2 separate regions of the Homo sapiens genome follow, and region 1 is linked to region 2. Evidence: read pairs that join two places in POLR2A ChIA-PET (ENCODE). Cell type or tissue: A673. All regions are shown on one strand. Each heading gives the region's core, and the rest is flanking DNA. Links, peaks and the distances in the headings are about the cores only. Region 1 overlaps DCTN5 (dynactin subunit 5). Region 2 holds the start of CHP2 (calcineurin like EF-hand protein 2).

Region 1 (8,329 bases), core at 127-8,126, 85 kb after region 2:
ACTTGCCTCTTGGGCCTTGTTTGTCTGGCAAGTCCTAAATCCCAGACTCATTTGTTCACTTGCTTGCTTCCTCCCTCCCTCCCTACCAAAACACAGTATGATCTGTCGGTTAAACTCAATAGACTAAAAACTCCGGGTTCAAATGCTAGCTCCTCCATCACTAGCTGTATGACCTTGGGAAAGTACTTAATCTCTCTGTGCCTCAATTTCCATGTTTATAAAATGGGATAAAGTGCCCATTATAGTGCCCATTTCCTAGGATTCTATCCAGGAGATGATGTGCCTATTTCCTAAGGTTCTTATAATGAGATTCTGCAAGGACAGCACTCCAAATAGTACAGGCACATGGTTTTGACAGTTGTTTCTGTTATTATTGAAATAAAAAGAACCTATACCTGTTCCCAGGAAGCTCAGAGTCTCTCACAGGCCTTTTCAGTTCCTGGGGCTCTCATATTTCCTCATTCTCCCAGACTCCTCTGACCCTACTCTTCCTCAGGTTCTTACTGCTCCTGTGGGAAATCAGAAAGAGCAGCCAGCAGACAACACCAACTGAGATGAATGCAGCTGAAATGGCACAGGTCAGTATGGCCAAGAAACACCATGGGCTAATGTTCAGACCCATGGTATGAAAGCCAGAGTGGGTGTGAATTTCACTCCCATGTCTCTTATCTTGGATGGTTTTCATCTGCATGACCCATTTGCCCAATGCCCAATGGATGTGAAGATACAGAAAAGTCCAGGTACTGTTTTCAGGGAAGTAAGATGTCCTGTGCCAACTCTTCTCACTTCAGGGTCCAAGTCAGAGTGCACAAGGAAAGCAGGTGGGGCTGGCCCACCAGCAAAAGCTTCAGGAGAGCAAGGGATTGGCTGACTGGGCTGCAAGGGTAGTGTTCAAAGCCAGCTGCCTTGGAGGCCAAGATAGTGGAGGAGCTGCATAAAACATGGATTTTGCAGCCAAGTAAGAGCTGGCCTTGATTCCAGCTCAGCCATTTATTAGATGTGTGGCATTGGGCAAATTTACTTAACCTCTCTGAATATCAGTTTCCTCTGCTGTAAAACAGGCTGTGAAACTCTCACTTTTTTGACAGTTGGGAGGATTAAATGTTTGCACCCCATAGATACAAAACAAGGAAGGGTGATTTCTCCATCTCTTGTTTGTGGCGGACTGATTATAAAGGGCAAGATGTTTTAAATTTTATTTTAAATTTTAAAAATATGTAAGAATGCTATGCCTTATACTCTAAGGGGTTTTGCTCAAGGTGTATCACTTCCTAATAAAAGTGCCTAATAAACTGCCGTTTATTGAGTGCTCACCCTGAGCCAGTACTTATGCTTTACATGTATAAATGCATTTCAATCATCATAATACCCTATCCAACTTCCCCATTTTATGGATGAGAAACCTGAGGTTCCACGAAGTAAGATAACTTGCTCAAAGTCACAAGGCTAGCCAATGGCAGGCTGGGATTTGATCAGCCTGACTCTAGCACTCACACTCCTCACCACTATGATGGCTCTCAAAATGGGCCCCTCAGACCCTCTCTGTATTTTGACTCTTTGGCTTTCTCACTCACTAAGCTGTGAGATCCCTATGAGAAAGAACTGGCTCCATCTTAGTCTCCACTGTATCCCCAGGACCTAGGAAGTGCTTGGCACCTAGTAGTGGCTTGGAAAGCACTTGTTAAATGAATAAATGAGTGATGGTGTCTCTCTTCTCTGTGCAGCATATGGTGAGGGGCCCACCTTCTTACCCCTAAATGGAAGCAAGCACATATTCTACTAAAAGCACAAGCCCATTGCTGGGGGGCTCTAGAAGTGTTTCAGTTATCATGTACTTATGGGAACTGTAGAAGTTGGCGAGACATTTTGCTGAGACCAGTTCTGAAAAAACCAGGCCTTCGGACACGCTGTCCCAACACTGCCAGTATCATTTCAGGGGACTTGCAGCTCCATGGAAGCTAACCCCCAGGAGACCAGCCAGCTGGATTTGACTACCTATAGTCACCATCCAGGTTGTCAGATGCCAATTTTTTTTCAGGAGAACCGCTGAGGCTAGCCAGAATATGGCTGGGCAGCACCCTCTAGGCTCTCACTGGATAGAACAGGATACAGAGAAAGGCCTCCCTAGCCACCAAGACCTCTTCCTTATAGCTGAGAAACTTCCAAGGATATGTTAACTATGAACAATGTTTGTCTGATTAATTTCAAGTCTGCCAGATGTATCAGTGACTAAGAAAGGAACTGTGGCCTCAGATCCTGAGTGAAATGGTTCATGCAGAAGTGACTAATACAGAAGCCACCACCCCAACCCCAAATAACCACAAGGGCTCTGTGCAGCCATGTAAAACAGAATCAGTCAACAGGAGGCTCACAAGACAATCATTCACCTTTGTTCCCTGCAGCAGGTATCCTGCAATCTGAGACTTATCTTGAGCTGGGGTAAGGTCTGAGGCATGCTGGCAGGGTGTGTGAGGGTTGGGGGTGAGGGTGGTCACATCCAGGCAATCATTCTATTAAGGATGTGCTAGATGACCCACAGACTCAGGCCTGACTCCTCAGGAGCTCACAGTTAGTAGGGGTTCAGACAAGAACACAGGTACATAACTAAAACTCTATTGATAAGGGCGCCTCGGTAAGGTGCTATGGGAACCATAAGGATGCAGTTCCATGGCCCAGTCAGCTCATCTGGGGAAAAATAATAAAACAAAAAGGAAGCAGTTCCAGACAGAAGACCATCTCCAAATGGTTCTTTATTGAACACCCACTTTGGCTAGGCAATATCCTCCCCCTGCCCTCTAATCCAGGCTCAGGTACCCCCAGTGGAGTATCCTCAGAAGGCAACTCCCAAGACCAGGAGTAATGAGAGATTGGGCAGAGGGTAAGGGACAGCAGGGAGACGGAGGAAAATGAAGACACCAGGGAAAGAGGAGAGGCCTGAACTGGACAGCTGATGCTTTGTCCTGCCCAGCACCCATTCGTCCCTTCTTCAGGTAATATCATCTGCCACCACAACCACCAGCACCAACTCTCAGTCTCTGTGGGTACATGCCAGGCCTGTCCATTTGGTGTATTCCATCTTCCTGGCCACAATGATGACTTGAGGCTGGATACCTTCCTCGTCTGGACCAATGAGAACCAAATCCAGCAGTTCTGTCAGCAAAGGGGAGCTCTTTTTATCAATAACTGGTGCTGTGGGGCCACACTGTGAAGCCCAAGAATAAAGCCAACTCAAATGAAAGCAGAGCTGAGAGCCAAAGAGACAGATCCCTGTTTGGAGTCCTGGGATGCAGCCTGAAGCCCAATCTAGCCCATCCTTTTCAGCTACGTGAGCCATTAAATTCCCTCTGCCCCAAGTGAACTGGAAAGAGTCCCAACCAAGGTCCTTCCCATCTGGTTGTTCTTCTGGAAGTATTTTGAGGACAAGGAGATTTTCATCTCCAGGGTTATAAAAGTAATTGTGTGGTGACAGGCTGTTCCTAGGTCCCTGGGGTGAGAGCCACCATGGAGACAGAGTCCAGCTCGCCTTTCCTAGGATACACACTCACGACTGTCAACACATCTTCGAATACATCAGCACATAATTATAAACTCCTATTGTTTGTAGTAGCTATTGTTTTTGTCTTCCCATCACCTTGTTTTGGATGAAGAAAAGGTCATGACCCAGACTGGATTAATCATGTGGCCAAACATGCATGGCCACAGTGACTGATCCAAGAGGACATGGAACTCACAACAAACCATTGAGAACTTTGGGAGTTTCCAAATTCGAACTGGAAGGGAAGAAACCTTTCATTCAGAGCCCCCAAGCTAGGAGGATGCAGGTCTGGAGCTATCAGCTGTCATGGCTCCAAATGCACGGCGAAGGCTCATGTGCAGCAGGAGGAAAGGAAGCCAACAAAGAGGCCTGGTTGAGTCTGCTTGTTGTCTCCCAATGGCCATTCTTCCCCCACTCCTTTTTACTAGCAGAATCTCCTTCCTCAGAGTTTTGGCTGCCCAAGTAGAAACTAAATTTACAGCCTCCTTTGTTGCTAACTGTGGCCACATGGCAAGACAGTAGGAACCTGGGTGCCTGATGACATCATGGACCAGCCCCTTGCCTGGCCTGGACCAGCTGACTATCACTGCACTGTTATGGGAGAGAGAAATAAACTTCCATCTTGTCGAAGCTATGTATTTTGGTGGTTTTATGTATAAACATTTTAAAAATAACAAACTAGAAAGGAGTTCTAGATGGAACTAGTGGCAATGATTACATACAGCTGTTTTGTTTTGCAAACCCCACAACTGGATATTAAGTCAGGATAGCTCCTGCTAAATTCTAACCTCAAGGCTGAACTGTTCTGCCCTATTCACTTACAGATCAGAGCATTAGGCAAGGACAACCTTCTTAGCCCCTCACTTCTGAATCTTCCTTCTAAGCTAAGAGGTCAGAGCAGAACGAGGAAATGTTGTGCTATTTGGCCAGAAGGAGATGGTAAGAACAGCCCTAGTAACTTCATTTACTCCTGAGGCTCTGTGCCCACAAACTGATTCTAAGAGCCCTTCCTGTATATATGCGAATTAGCTCTAAGTACAGACATTTTGGTGTGAATTGTGGAGTTTATGGCAAATACAGGGTAGGCTGAATGGTTCTAGGCCAGGAAGCAAGAGTTCACAAATGCGGTGTCTTCAATGAAATAAGGTAAGTACCTTGAAGCAAGGAGTAACCACCTGACTAATGCATCCACATGAGAGACTCAAATCTAACACTTGGCAAAATTACAATCTGGGATACTGAGGTCCCCACTTTTAGTGAAAGCCAAAGGCCCTAGGTCAAAATGCTAAAAAGTCTTTTACTAACTATCCTAGGACAGCTAAGGTCATTTTGGGAAGAAGAGAGAAACACTATTCACCCCTCCCTTCAAGTTTTAATAGACAACAGGAATCTGGGCTCTGAAAAGTCACAAACACCTTTCCCAAGATGATGAGCAACTGCAACAACTGGCCAAATGTGTTAGCAGCAGAAAAGCTGGGCATTACCTGTGTGAGAGGCGCTCAGCATGGGCAGTGAATGGCCGTGAGCAGCGCACCAGCTACATAGCCTCCACACCGGAAGGGTGCTGCTGCTCTGCAGGTCCGTTTCAGGCGGGATCCAGCCATCCACAGGACCAAGGGGCTGGAGTGTTGGGAACAGATGATTCTGTGTTCCACAGATAATGGTACAAAGTGACTGTTCATAGATAAGGTGTAAGCACAGCATTTGAAGACAGCTCCTCCAGATGGTCTGTCTGTTAGTGAATTCTTAAGCACTTAGAGCCTTGAAGATTGAGAAATTCTAAAGAAATTTTTTAAAAGGAGGAGGGTGGTAGATGTCAAAGACACAAAAGCTCTTTGTAGGTGCTGACTGGCTCACTTTGTCCCCAGGTTCATCTTAGAGCTCAAGCAGATTCAAGACATGAGGCAGAGATGCTAGACTTGCGTCAGGGGCAAAAACTTCTGGTAGTAGCTCTTGGTGACGTCAATCATCAGCTCCTGAGTGCACTCCGGGAGCTCCCCTGAGAAGAGTCCTGGGGAAAGAAAGACCCAGCTCTAAGGAGCTTGAAGAAGTTACAAGAAGTTAAGATATTTCTCTGGCAATATCCTTCTCACCTCAATCAGATGCATGTCTGACAATCACTTAAATAATCGCTGAGGCTGTTCTGGTCCAGTGCTTGCTAAGAACAGCTAAACTTTTTCACAGCAGGACCCCAATATGGAGAAATTACTAAACAAAAGTCTCTCCTTCCTCCTCTGCAAAAGCAGAGATGCATGACACGGTAGAATGGCCAAATGCCTCCCCGAAGAATCTGAGTGATGATTTTGTTCATCTTAGAAACTCAGATTCAATGATCTGAGAGATGAGATTTATTTTTTAATTGGAAAAACAATTAAACCACTCAGTGGTAGGTATCATATACTGTCAAATCTCTCTGTTCATATTATTTTCCATCTGTGAATTTATGACGTGCCTCTGTATATGCTACATGATTTCAGCTGTGTAAAACAACATGGAGAAGAAGATACTGTCTTGGGGTAGGGCTAAGGGAATGTGAGGTTTTCTCCTTCCTTCTGCTTTTCAGTGTTTTCCAAGTTTTCTGAGAGAAGTACGTATCACTTTTGTTTCCTCAAGCTTTATAATTTGGAACTCCGGGCTCCTGATGGGCTTTACTTGTGAGCATTCTATCAGCCAAGGTCCAGAGATAATGTATTAATATTTGCCCCTCTCAGGTATCCCCAGGGTATTGCTGGTCTTAGACCATGGTTTATGCTAACTTTTCAGTCTGGGAATTCCTGGGCCATGTGGAATGTACAAATTAAACCCATGACCAATGTGAGGGTAAGCCCAGTACTAAAATTCTCTAGACAGACTTTTTCTACCCAGAGTCCAGGCCAGGCAAGAAATGCTTTCTTGTACATTCCCTGTGTTGGCAGCAGATTTGTTTTACATCGACTTTTCCTTGAGAGGGAATCCTTTAAGAGTATTTGAGGATCTCTCTGCCATGTGTGGATCCAAGGCTTTATTTCCATCCCGACATGAGTATCACCCCTCAAATCACTCTATTATGAAGACAGCATTAACCCGTGCAATCTCACAGCTTGGGCTTAGTTTCCTCTTTGTGTTTGGCCCTTCATAATTTCCTTATTTTCTGGTGAACCCAATTATGCATTTAAACAGATGCTTGTTATATGTTAGGTAGCATTTCTAGGTACTTTGTACAGGTGAATTTCTAAGTTAGCTCTATCAACATATTGCCAGAGATAGGAATCGTAAGCATTACTTTTGCGATGGAAAATACAACTGAGTTTTAGGAAGTTAAAATAAAATTAATCAACAGCCAAGGTTACCTGGGCAGCCTGAGAAGACAGTGAATGGTGGAACCACAGTTTCTGGAGGTAATACTGTGTTGTCAAGAATTTTGCAGCAGTCTTTCAACACACATCGGCGCCCCTGAAATTAAAATCTTGTTAATAGGAAATGGATCAGTCTACTGTGTGAAAGGCTCCTTTCTATTTTCCCCATTCATGATACCATGTAATAGCCAGGGACGGTGACAAGAGGGTTGGTTGCAACTTCCTGCTTCAGGTGGTACCTGACGAGAAGGAGGCAGCAAGGTTGTGAGAGTGTGTGTTTGTGTACATTTCGGGGGGAAGGCTGTATGCTAGAGGCAGGACAAACTGTCTCAGACATTACAGACTGAATTTCAGTCTTCCATGAGCTCTGTTGAATTTTCCCTTTGATTTAGTGGACATTTGTGCTTTTGCTTGTCCAGCATCCATTCCCCTTTCTTCTGGTAACAGAACCTGTATTTTCCTCGGTAACCCTCCCATCCCCATCTCATCCATGTGCTTCACCCCCCAGCCCACACACCAAACCCCAAGCCTGGAAACAATAACAGGTCAGCATATGACCCCAATTAGTCTGATGGACCCCAACCTCAGGGCTTTTGCTGGGACTACTGGGGAAAGCAGCACTTCCCACTGGGGTTTCCAGAGGATAGGCTGGAAGACTGGAATAGGCATCTTATTTCCATGAAGGAAGAACCTGCCTGGGAGTGAACCTCCCAGAGGAAAGCAGCACAGAGATGGAGACTAATTCTTACAACATGGGCTGAATGCCTGGAGCCATTTGGCCGTGACATTAAGATCTACTCCTGTACTCTTGGTTTATATTCACCACCCATTCCACTCCACATCCACCAGCTTAAGGTTGGTTGGTTGGTTTGCTCTTTTGTCAATTCAAACTGGAAAAACCCTGAAAAATTCATTTGGATATGAAGCTATTAGTTCATTTGTTCTCCCACTGGTGAGTGATAGTCATGTAGATGTTTGAACCTCATCCCTGACTTTAACCACTGTCACCACTTTTCAATTCTGCCATGATCCACGGCATTCAGAGAGCAAGAAATAAGGTCTGAGAGACTCATCTGTTTCATGGGGCTTCTGTGTACAGTTTACAGCTGTATCTTAGACTCCTTGCTGAGGAAATGAAAGTTTTGATCATTCTGACTGCATTTACATCAGGGCCTGTTAGTTCACTGGTATCCTGGCTAGACAATCAGAAAATATACCTGACTGAGAATGTGGAAATCTTTACAAATACCAGGACAATGCTAACCAGTCCAGACCTCAGATTTTAGCAAAGAACATGATTGATTTGCTTGTGTTTAAATTTTTCCCCATTATTAAACACTTAAATCATATGTTTTTCTAGGAAAAGGTAGATTGCTAAATGAACTTCTTATGAAAGCATGTGAATTTCCTAAGTGGCTCTGAATTTCCCAAGTGGCTGATCTCTCTCCAGCTAGGTGGA
Region 2 (8,329 bases), core at 138-8,137:
GCTCCCAACCTCCTCCCCCAGGGTTCTACCCATTCCAGAGACCCCATCATTCCCAGGCAACCCCTATCTTTCCGCCCTCCTCCGTTGAACGTTTCCCAAGTCTGTCTGCCCCAGAACTCCTGATCTCAACTCCCCAATCCCCAAGGGCACTCTGACCTTGGTGAACTCCACGAAGGACACAGCCCCATCCCCATCTTCATCAGCCTCCTGCACCGTGCGGTCAGCGATGTTCTCCAGCTGCTCTTCTGTCACCTGTACCCCAACCATCAGACGGAGAACCTGAGAGATGAGTGAAGAGGCAGCCATAAGGAGGGGGCACGAAGGCTGCAACTCCCCATCTCCTAAACCTTGCCCACCTCATCCCAAAAGTTATTGCTAATTTTATAATCCATCCTTCATCCATTTTTCACCATATCCCCCAATAATTTTCCCTACTGCTTCAACAACCAATCTCCTATCTCTCCCTCACCATCCTGCACTACCCTCAAAATATGCTCAAACTCATTACCCAACTTTATCACCCAACCTCCATCCATCCTCCACACCATTCTCCACCTTAGCCACTAAGGGTTTCTAATTCCATCCTCATTCCATCACATCTGTTCCAGAGTTTCTCAATCTTGGCACTGTTGACATTTGGAGCCAGGTAACTCCTTGTTGGAAGAGGCTCTCCTGGGTATTGCATGATATATAGCCACATTCCTGACCTCTACCCACTAGATGCCAGTAGCACACTCTCTCCCCCATTGTGACAACAAAAAGCATCTCCAGATATTGCCAGATATTCACTCAGGGAGCAAAATCACCCCCAGTTGAGAATCACTGATCTATTCCCAACCTCATAGTCAACTGCTCCCCACTCCGACTCCCAACAAACCCACACTCTAACTGCACCCATTCCCATTTCCCAACCAATACCCCAATTATCTGCGCCCCAGTTCCCCAATCATCCCACCCCATCTCTCACACCATTGCATTTAACCATCCCATCCTTCACACATCACATCTCTTGCTCTCGCTTTCTGCCAACCTGCAGCATCTCATGCCTGGAGATCTTCCCATCGCGATCCAGGTCATAGAGCTGAAATGCATCTGGGGAGAGGGTGGGAGGGGGAAAGGAAGGTAGGTCTTCCCTGGCTCTCTTCCAGCAGCCACCTTCCTTCCCCCCACCTTGGAGGAGGGGGGAGGTTGTCAATGCCCTCAGGAAGGGAGTGGGAGATCCCTGGAGCCTGTCCCTGGTGTGGGTACATCTGCATTCTCACTTGTGCAGGTCCTCACAAACTCACAGTGAAGTTTGTTCCTTCTGCTGTTGAGAGGTTCAGGTTTCTTGGGGTCTTGGGTTTCTGTGTCCTCATCTTCTACAGGGCGAAAATGAGCCAAGACCCTGACAAAGCCTGGGAAATCCACTCGCTGGCTCCTGGGGAGACGGGACAGAATGGAAAGAGGTGGTGGTCACCTTGGCCATCACTTTGCCTCCGTCTCTAACCTCCCCTCCCACCCACTCACACACCGGTTTTCCCGCCTTCACCTCCCCACGCCCAGCAAGCCTCACCCATCGGGGAAGAAGCTTTCTATAATTCGGTCTCCCAGGGGGTTCACGGCGAGCGCCCCTATCTGCTGGAGATCCATGCGGCTGCAAAGCCAAATTTCAAAGAGGGTAAGGCAGAGATGCCAGACGGAGGGTCAAAGAGGGACATGGAGTCAGAGAGACAGAGGCCAGAAGTTATGAGGCCGGCTCCCCCTCACCTCAGGTAGCCCTTCTTATTCCTGTCCAGTGCCCGGAACCGGTGGTGCAGGCGGAGCAGGCTGGCTTGGGAGACTGCGGGAAGGAGAGTGGGGTGGGGGTGTGTGACTCTGCAGGGCCAGCTCCAGAAACCCGCCCCAACAGGCCAGGAAGATGGGCCAGAACAGCGGGGGCTGGCTGGAAGGGGCGATCATCCCGGGGAATCAGGGGTTGAGCTGGCCGGGGCGGAGGGAGAGTGACACGACCCCGCGAAGATCCAGGTTCAAGACCCGGGCGGCTCGCAACCTCCCGAAAACCAAAGAACCAAAGCCATCCCTTCCAACCGCCGTCAGCTCTGCCTTCAGCTTCGAGCCGGGCTGGAGGACACCTGGGTGCCTGGATTCCTCTGGACTCCGACCCCGTGAACCCGGATCCTCCCCAGACTTGGAGGCTGGGACCCCTAGGTTAACCCGCCCCTAACCCAGCGATCCCAGGCACAGGGGCCTTGGTCTTCCAGCTCCGGGGAGCCCCGGACCCCAGACTTGTAAGTTCGTCCATCCTTCAACCCAACCCCTTCCCTAGCCCCAGACGCCTGGGTTCGCCCCGTCCCCTCCGCAGCCGCCGACGCGGGCGCACTCACAGCCGGTCTCTCGCCGAATACTGTCCCCGTCGGGAATGACCGCGGCGTGGGAGCTGCGCGACCCCATGGCCGAGCTGGAGGCGGAAGGGCCGGAGCAGCCACCCGGACCCACGCGTTCTCTCCTCCCGCCGGAGAGGCGTGGCCGCCCCAGTGGCCCCAGGGGGACGAAGGCCACAAGCCTGGCGCGCGGCCAAGCTCCAGAACCCCGGCGTGCCTCTCCTCCCACCCGCGACCCGGGCGAATGGAAAACAATGTGCAGGGTGGCGGGTCAGAGGGAGGCTGCGAACAACGGGCTGTTTCAGCTCCGAGATTTTGCGATCCGCACGGGAGAGGCTGGTCGAGTCCCAGGCCCCGCGTTTCCACGCCTCCCCCGGGGCCGGTTCCCACGGTGCGCCCTGACACCTGAGCCACCTCCTCCTTCGCGGGCCCCGGGCGCTCCCAACCCCAGGGCGCTCCCCGGCGTCGACGCTGAGGAAGCCTGGGAGACCTGACCTCCTCTGTAGAGACCACGCCCTGCTGGAAGGCGGGTGGCCTATGGGGAGGGAATCCTGGGGGGAGGGGGGAAGAGGCATCGAAGAACTCCCAAAGACGGGGAAGTGGGGAGGGGCGGCGAGATGAAGGGTGTGCGTTAGGTTAAGTGGAAAGAGCACTGGTTTGGGAGTCCTTGTTGGAATCCCAGCCGTGCCCGTGACTCTGGGAAAGTCAGTAAATCTTGGTTTCATCCCTTTTGTTCGGTTCACATTGCCTTATTGTTGTTTAATTGAGCCAATGCTTAAAATTCAGGAGATTTAACCCAAAATCCACATTCTTGGCTTTTCCTGAGAAATCAGAAGTTCTATCACCACCAGGCCCAGAGCTGTCTTCTGGCCACAGTCCCTCCAAGCCCAATTCACTCCCTTAGGTACCTACTGATCCCGTAGAGCTCCAGACTGGGAATGACTTAGTCCTCTGAACAGCCCTCCAGAGCCATGGGACTCCTTGGCCCAAGAGAGGGTTACAGACATCACTGGGACTAGGCTTAAAGCAAGAATGACAACAAGGGCTCTTGTTTACCACGCTTTGCTAAGCACTTTACGTGCATCCGTTCACACATTCCTTGTAGGCCCTGCTGGGCTGCTTTCTTCTAATTTTACGTGGTGGAGGCTGCCGGGGGCAAGTTGTGAACTAATTATGTAAAGCGTGCATTCTCAGTGCGGTCTCTATCTCACCCCAACGGGGCAAAAAATAAAACATATTTTTTATGTACAAAGCACAGCATACATACAGCACATAAATAGATATACAGTATAGCTGTGATATTGAAATTTCAGGGCAGACGTGGAGGCTCATGCCTGTAATCCCAGCACTTTGGGAGGTAGAGGCAGGAGGATTGCTTGAGCCCAGGAGCTCAAGACCAGCCTAGGCAACATAGTGAGACCCCATCTCTACAAAAGAATACAAAAAAAAAAAATTAACCAGGTGTCGTGGCACATGCCTGTAGTCTCAGCTACTTGGGAGTCTGAGACAGGAGGATCACTTGAGCCCAGGAGGTTGAGGCTGCAGGGAGCCATGATCACGCCATTACACTCCAGCCTGGGTGACAGAGTGAGACCCTGTCTTGAAAAGAAAAGAGGCCGGGCGCGGTGGCTTATGCCTGTAATCCCAGCACTTTGGGAGGTCGAGACGGGCGGATCACCTGAGGTCAGGAGTTTGAGACCAGACTGACCAACATGGAGAAACCCAGTCTCTACTAAAAATACAAAATTAGCTGGGCGTGGTGGTGCATGCCTGTAATTCCAGCTACTCGGGAGGCTGAGGCAGGAGAATCGCTTGAACCCGGGAGGTGGAGATTGAGGTGAGCCTAGATCGCGCCATTGCACACCATCTTGGGCAAAAAGATCGAAACTTGGTCTCAAAAAAAAAAAAAGAAAGAAAATAAAATTTCATGGGGTAGGGGTGAGGGTGGGGAAATTAAAAAGACTAGGGGAGGCGTTGATAATGAAAAAAAAACAGGTCGAGAAACTCATTTGTCAAGGGACAAACACTAGAAGTGTCCACTTTTGAAAGTATCTTTAAACCGTTTCCCCCATCATAATTGCACATACATACACAAATTTCCCAGGGGGGAAAACATGCAAGCAGTTCATTGCAAGGGCTCAAGTTCATATCCACCCTGGAGAGAGAGAAGCTGAAGAAACAGTCTATCCTCCAGCCCCAGGCAGAGGCCTGCATCAGATAAGTCTTGAAAATATTGATCTAAGAAGTGCTTGCTTCTTTCAGATACCCCCAAGGATTAAGCAACTGGCATAAGGAATGCTTGATTCTCTTTCAGACTCCCCCCAAAGACTAAGCATGCGGGAAACCACACTCCTCCCTAATGAAGCCCAGCAATCACTGCAACCCACAGCTGTGAGTCAGGCTGTGCATGTAGTTTGGGTTCAGTTCTGAACCCAGGAGGAGATGAGAGCCCTAAGAAGCTGTGATAAGCACCGCAGGCCAGCTTGGGATGCTGATCTTGGAAAGGGCTTCTCCAGCCTTAATATTGGAGTCAGTGCTACACCAAAGTAAATTAGGCCGGAGAGTAATTAGGAACTCCCATGCACACATCATACACAAGCTTTTAAGAGAGGGCTGGACCAGGCACAGTGGCTCACACCTATAATGCCAGCCCTTTGGGAGACTGAGGCGGGCAGACCATGAGGTCAGGAGATTGAGACTATCCTGGCTAACACAGTGAAACCCCGTCTCTACTAAAAATACAAAAAATTAGCTGGGTGTGGTGGCAGGCGCCTGTAATCCCAACTATTTGGGAGGCTGAGGCAGGAGAATCACTTGAACCTGGGAGGCAGGTGTGGCAGTGAGCCAAGATCACACCACTGCACTCCAGCCTGGGTAACAGAGCAAGACTCCATCTCAAAAAGAAAAAAAAAGAAAGAGAGAGAGAGCAGGCTATGCTAGAACTCATTTCTGTTTCATGTACACAAGTGAGACTTAAATCAACTTCACAGTTTTTTCAGGTCATTTAAGCGGGAAGATGCTTTGGGGAAAATTTTATCTGCAGAATCTGTTAGACTAGAGTCAGGAGGAATATTTGGTTTTTGCTTTTCAGCTATGTAAAAGTTGCTAGTCATTCTTTTTTTTTTTTTCTTATTTAATTTTTTGAGACAGAGTCTTACTCTGTTGCCCAGGCTGGAGTGCAGTGGCGCCATCTCAGATCACTGCAACCTCTGCCTCCTGGGCTTAAGCAATTCTCCTGCCTCAGCCTCCCTAGTAGCTGGGATTACAGGCATGCACCACCACACCTGGCTAATTTTTGTATTTTTAGTAGAGATGGGGTTTCACCATGTTGGCCAGGCTGGTCTCGAACTCCTGACCTCAAGTGATCTGCCCACTTCGGCCTCCCAAAGTGATGGGATTACAGGCATGAGCCACCACGCCTGGCCGCTAGTCATTCTTGGTGAAGGTTCAACTAGAAGAATGAACATCCAGGAATAGTCAGGAAAATACAGAACAATTAGCACTCAATAATAAAAAGATAAATGACCCAACTTTTTAAACGGGCAAAGGACTTGAATAGACATTTCTCCAAAAAAACATATATGTTTAGCCAATAAGTACATGAAAAGATTCCCCACATCATTCGTCATCAGGGAAATACAAACCAACCACAATGAGATATCACTTCATACCCACTAAGATGGCTGGAATTAAAACAAACAAAAACAAGTCTTAGTGAGGCTATGAAAAAGTTGGAAGCCTCATTCATTGCTGATGGAAAAGTAAAATGGTTCAGTTACTGTGGAAAACAGTTTGAAAGTTTCTCAATACACTAAACAAAATTACCATGTGACCCAGCAATTCTGCTCCTAGGTATACACCCAAAAGAATTGAAAATAGGGGCTCAGGCCAGGCACAGTGGCTCACACCTGTAATCCCAGCCCTCTGGGAGGTAGAGGTGGGCAGATCACTTGAGGTCAGGAGTTCAAGACCAGCCTGGCCAACATAATGAAACCCCATCTCTACTAAAAATACAAAAAAATTAGCCAAGCATGGTGGCACGCATCTGTAATCCCAGCTACTTGGGAGGTTGAAGCAGGAGAACCACTTGAACCTGGGAGGCAGAGGTTGCAGTGAGCCGAGATTGCACCACTGCACTCCAACCTGGGCAACAGAACGAGACTCCGGCTCAAAAAAAAAAAAGAAAGAAAGAAAGAAAGAAAGAAAGAAAGAAAGAAAGAAAGAAAGAAAGAAAGAAAGAAAGAAAGAAAATAGGAGCTCAAACAAAAACCTGTAGTGAATATTCATAGCGACACTATTCATAACAGCCAAAAATTGGAAATAAGCCAAATGTTTGACTGATGAATGGATAAGTAAAACATGGTATATTGATACAACGGAATATCATTTGGCCATAAAAAGTAATGAAGTATTATATATGCCACAAAATGGATGAACCTTGAAAACTCTATGCTAAGTAAAATAAACCAGTCACAAAAGACCACGTATTATATGATTGCACTTACATGAAATGTTAAGAATAGGCAAACCCGTAGAGACAAAAAGTAGGTTAGTGATTGCCGAGGGCTAAGGGAGGTAGGTGGGAGTCAGGGATAATAGCTAAAGTGTACAGGGTTTCTTATTTTTTCTTTTTTTTCTTAAGACAGGGTCTCCTATCACCCAGGATGCAGTGCAGTGGAGTGATCATGGCTCACCACAGCCTCAACTTCCTGGGCTAAGATGATCCTCCCACCTCAGCCTCCTTAGTAGCTAGGACTATAGGCACATGCCATCTCAACTGGCTAATTTTTTGTTGTTGTTGTTGTTTGTTTTCTTGTAGAGATGGGATCTCACTATGTTCCCCAGGCTGTCCTGGGCTCAAGCGATCCACCCGCCTCTGCTTCCCAAAGTGCTGGGATTACAGGTGTGAGCCACTGCGCCTGGTCCCAGGGTTTCTTGTTGAGGTGATGAAAATGTTCTACAATCGACTCTGGTGATAGTTTGGTTGCACATATCTGTGAATGTAATAAAATCTATTGCATTGCATGCTTTAAATGGGCAAATTGTGTGGTATGTGAATTATATCTCATTAAAACTTTTTTAAAAGAAAACAGCACAGAGAAGACAGTCAAACTTGACTCTCCAGAGGAAATAAAAGTTGTAACAAGATTTCTGTAGCTGAACCTACAGAGGGATCTTTTTTTGTCTTCTTAAAAACAAACTATAAAACAAAAAAAAAATTTGAAAGAAAAAAGTAAACAAAAAAATAAAAATTAAAAACAGAATAGCCAGGAAAGCTCTGGGACGAAAAGTAATGAGGGTGGGTGACATCAACATCATTAGTCATCAGGGAAATACAAATTCCTCTACCAGGAATAGAGAGGTAAGAAACAGGAATAAAGGGCCAGGCGTGGTAATCCAGAACTTTGGGAGGCCGATGCAGGTGGATCATGAGGTCAGGAGTTCAAGACCAGCCTGGCCAACATGGTGAAACCCCGTCTGTACTAAAAATATAACAACTAGCCAGGTGTGGTTGTGGGTGTGTGTAATCCCAGCTACTCAGGAAGCTGAGGCAGGAGAATTGCTTGAACCCAGGAGGCGGAGGTTGCAGTGAGCCGAGATCGCACCACTGCACCCCAGCCTGGGAAACAGAGTGAGATTCCATCTCAATTAAAAAACACACACACACACACAGAGACAAGAGGCCTTGTGTAGTGGCTCACACCTGTAATCGCGGCACTTTGGGAGGCTGAGGCAGGTGGATCACTTGAGCCCAGGAGTTCAAGACCAGCCCAGGCAACATGGCAAAACTCTATCTCTACAAAAAATACAAAAATTAGCTGGGCATGATGGTGCACAGCCTGTAGTCCCAGCTACTCAGGAGGCTGAGGCGGGAGAATTCTTGAGCCCCGGAGGTGGAAGTTGCAGTGAGCCGAGATCGCAGCACTGCACTCCAGCCTGGGTGACAGAGCTAGACCCTTTCCCGTGTG

The links. Peaks named below come from ENCODE experiments on the same cell type or tissue, not always from the same donor. Only the 100,000 strongest peaks of a DNase experiment are listed, where the experiment ranks them.
Region 1: POLR2A ChIA-PET joins it to region 2 with 10 read pairs; 4 of 35 experiments call an interaction of 5 or more read pairs at or near these places.

What each region holds. Positions count from the first base shown.
Region 1 is chr16:23,664,264-23,672,592 of GRCh38, reverse strand. It overlaps DCTN5 (dynactin subunit 5), which reads right to left. Exons shown (of 6, transcript NM_032486.4): 5 at 6,865-6,967; 6 at 1-5,546. The coding sequence ends at 5,449. Among named protein-coding and RNA genes, the nearest start is that of PLK1, 10 kb to the left of the region's middle. RefSeq lists an enhancer at 1,950-2,179. In A673, for the core only: no CTCF peak of the experiment used is centred there; no DNase peak of the experiment used is centred there.
Region 2 is chr16:23,749,151-23,757,479 of GRCh38, reverse strand. It overlaps CHP2 (calcineurin like EF-hand protein 2), which reads right to left and starts at 2,454. Exons shown (of 7, transcript NM_022097.4): 1 at 2,364-2,454; 2 at 1,747-1,819; 3 at 1,553-1,633; 4 at 1,287-1,417; 5 at 1,031-1,092; 6 at 157-279. The coding sequence starts at 2,430. RefSeq lists an enhancer at 1,921-2,566. In A673, for the core only: no CTCF peak of the experiment used is centred there; no DNase peak of the experiment used is centred there; H3K4me3 peaks cover 706 bases.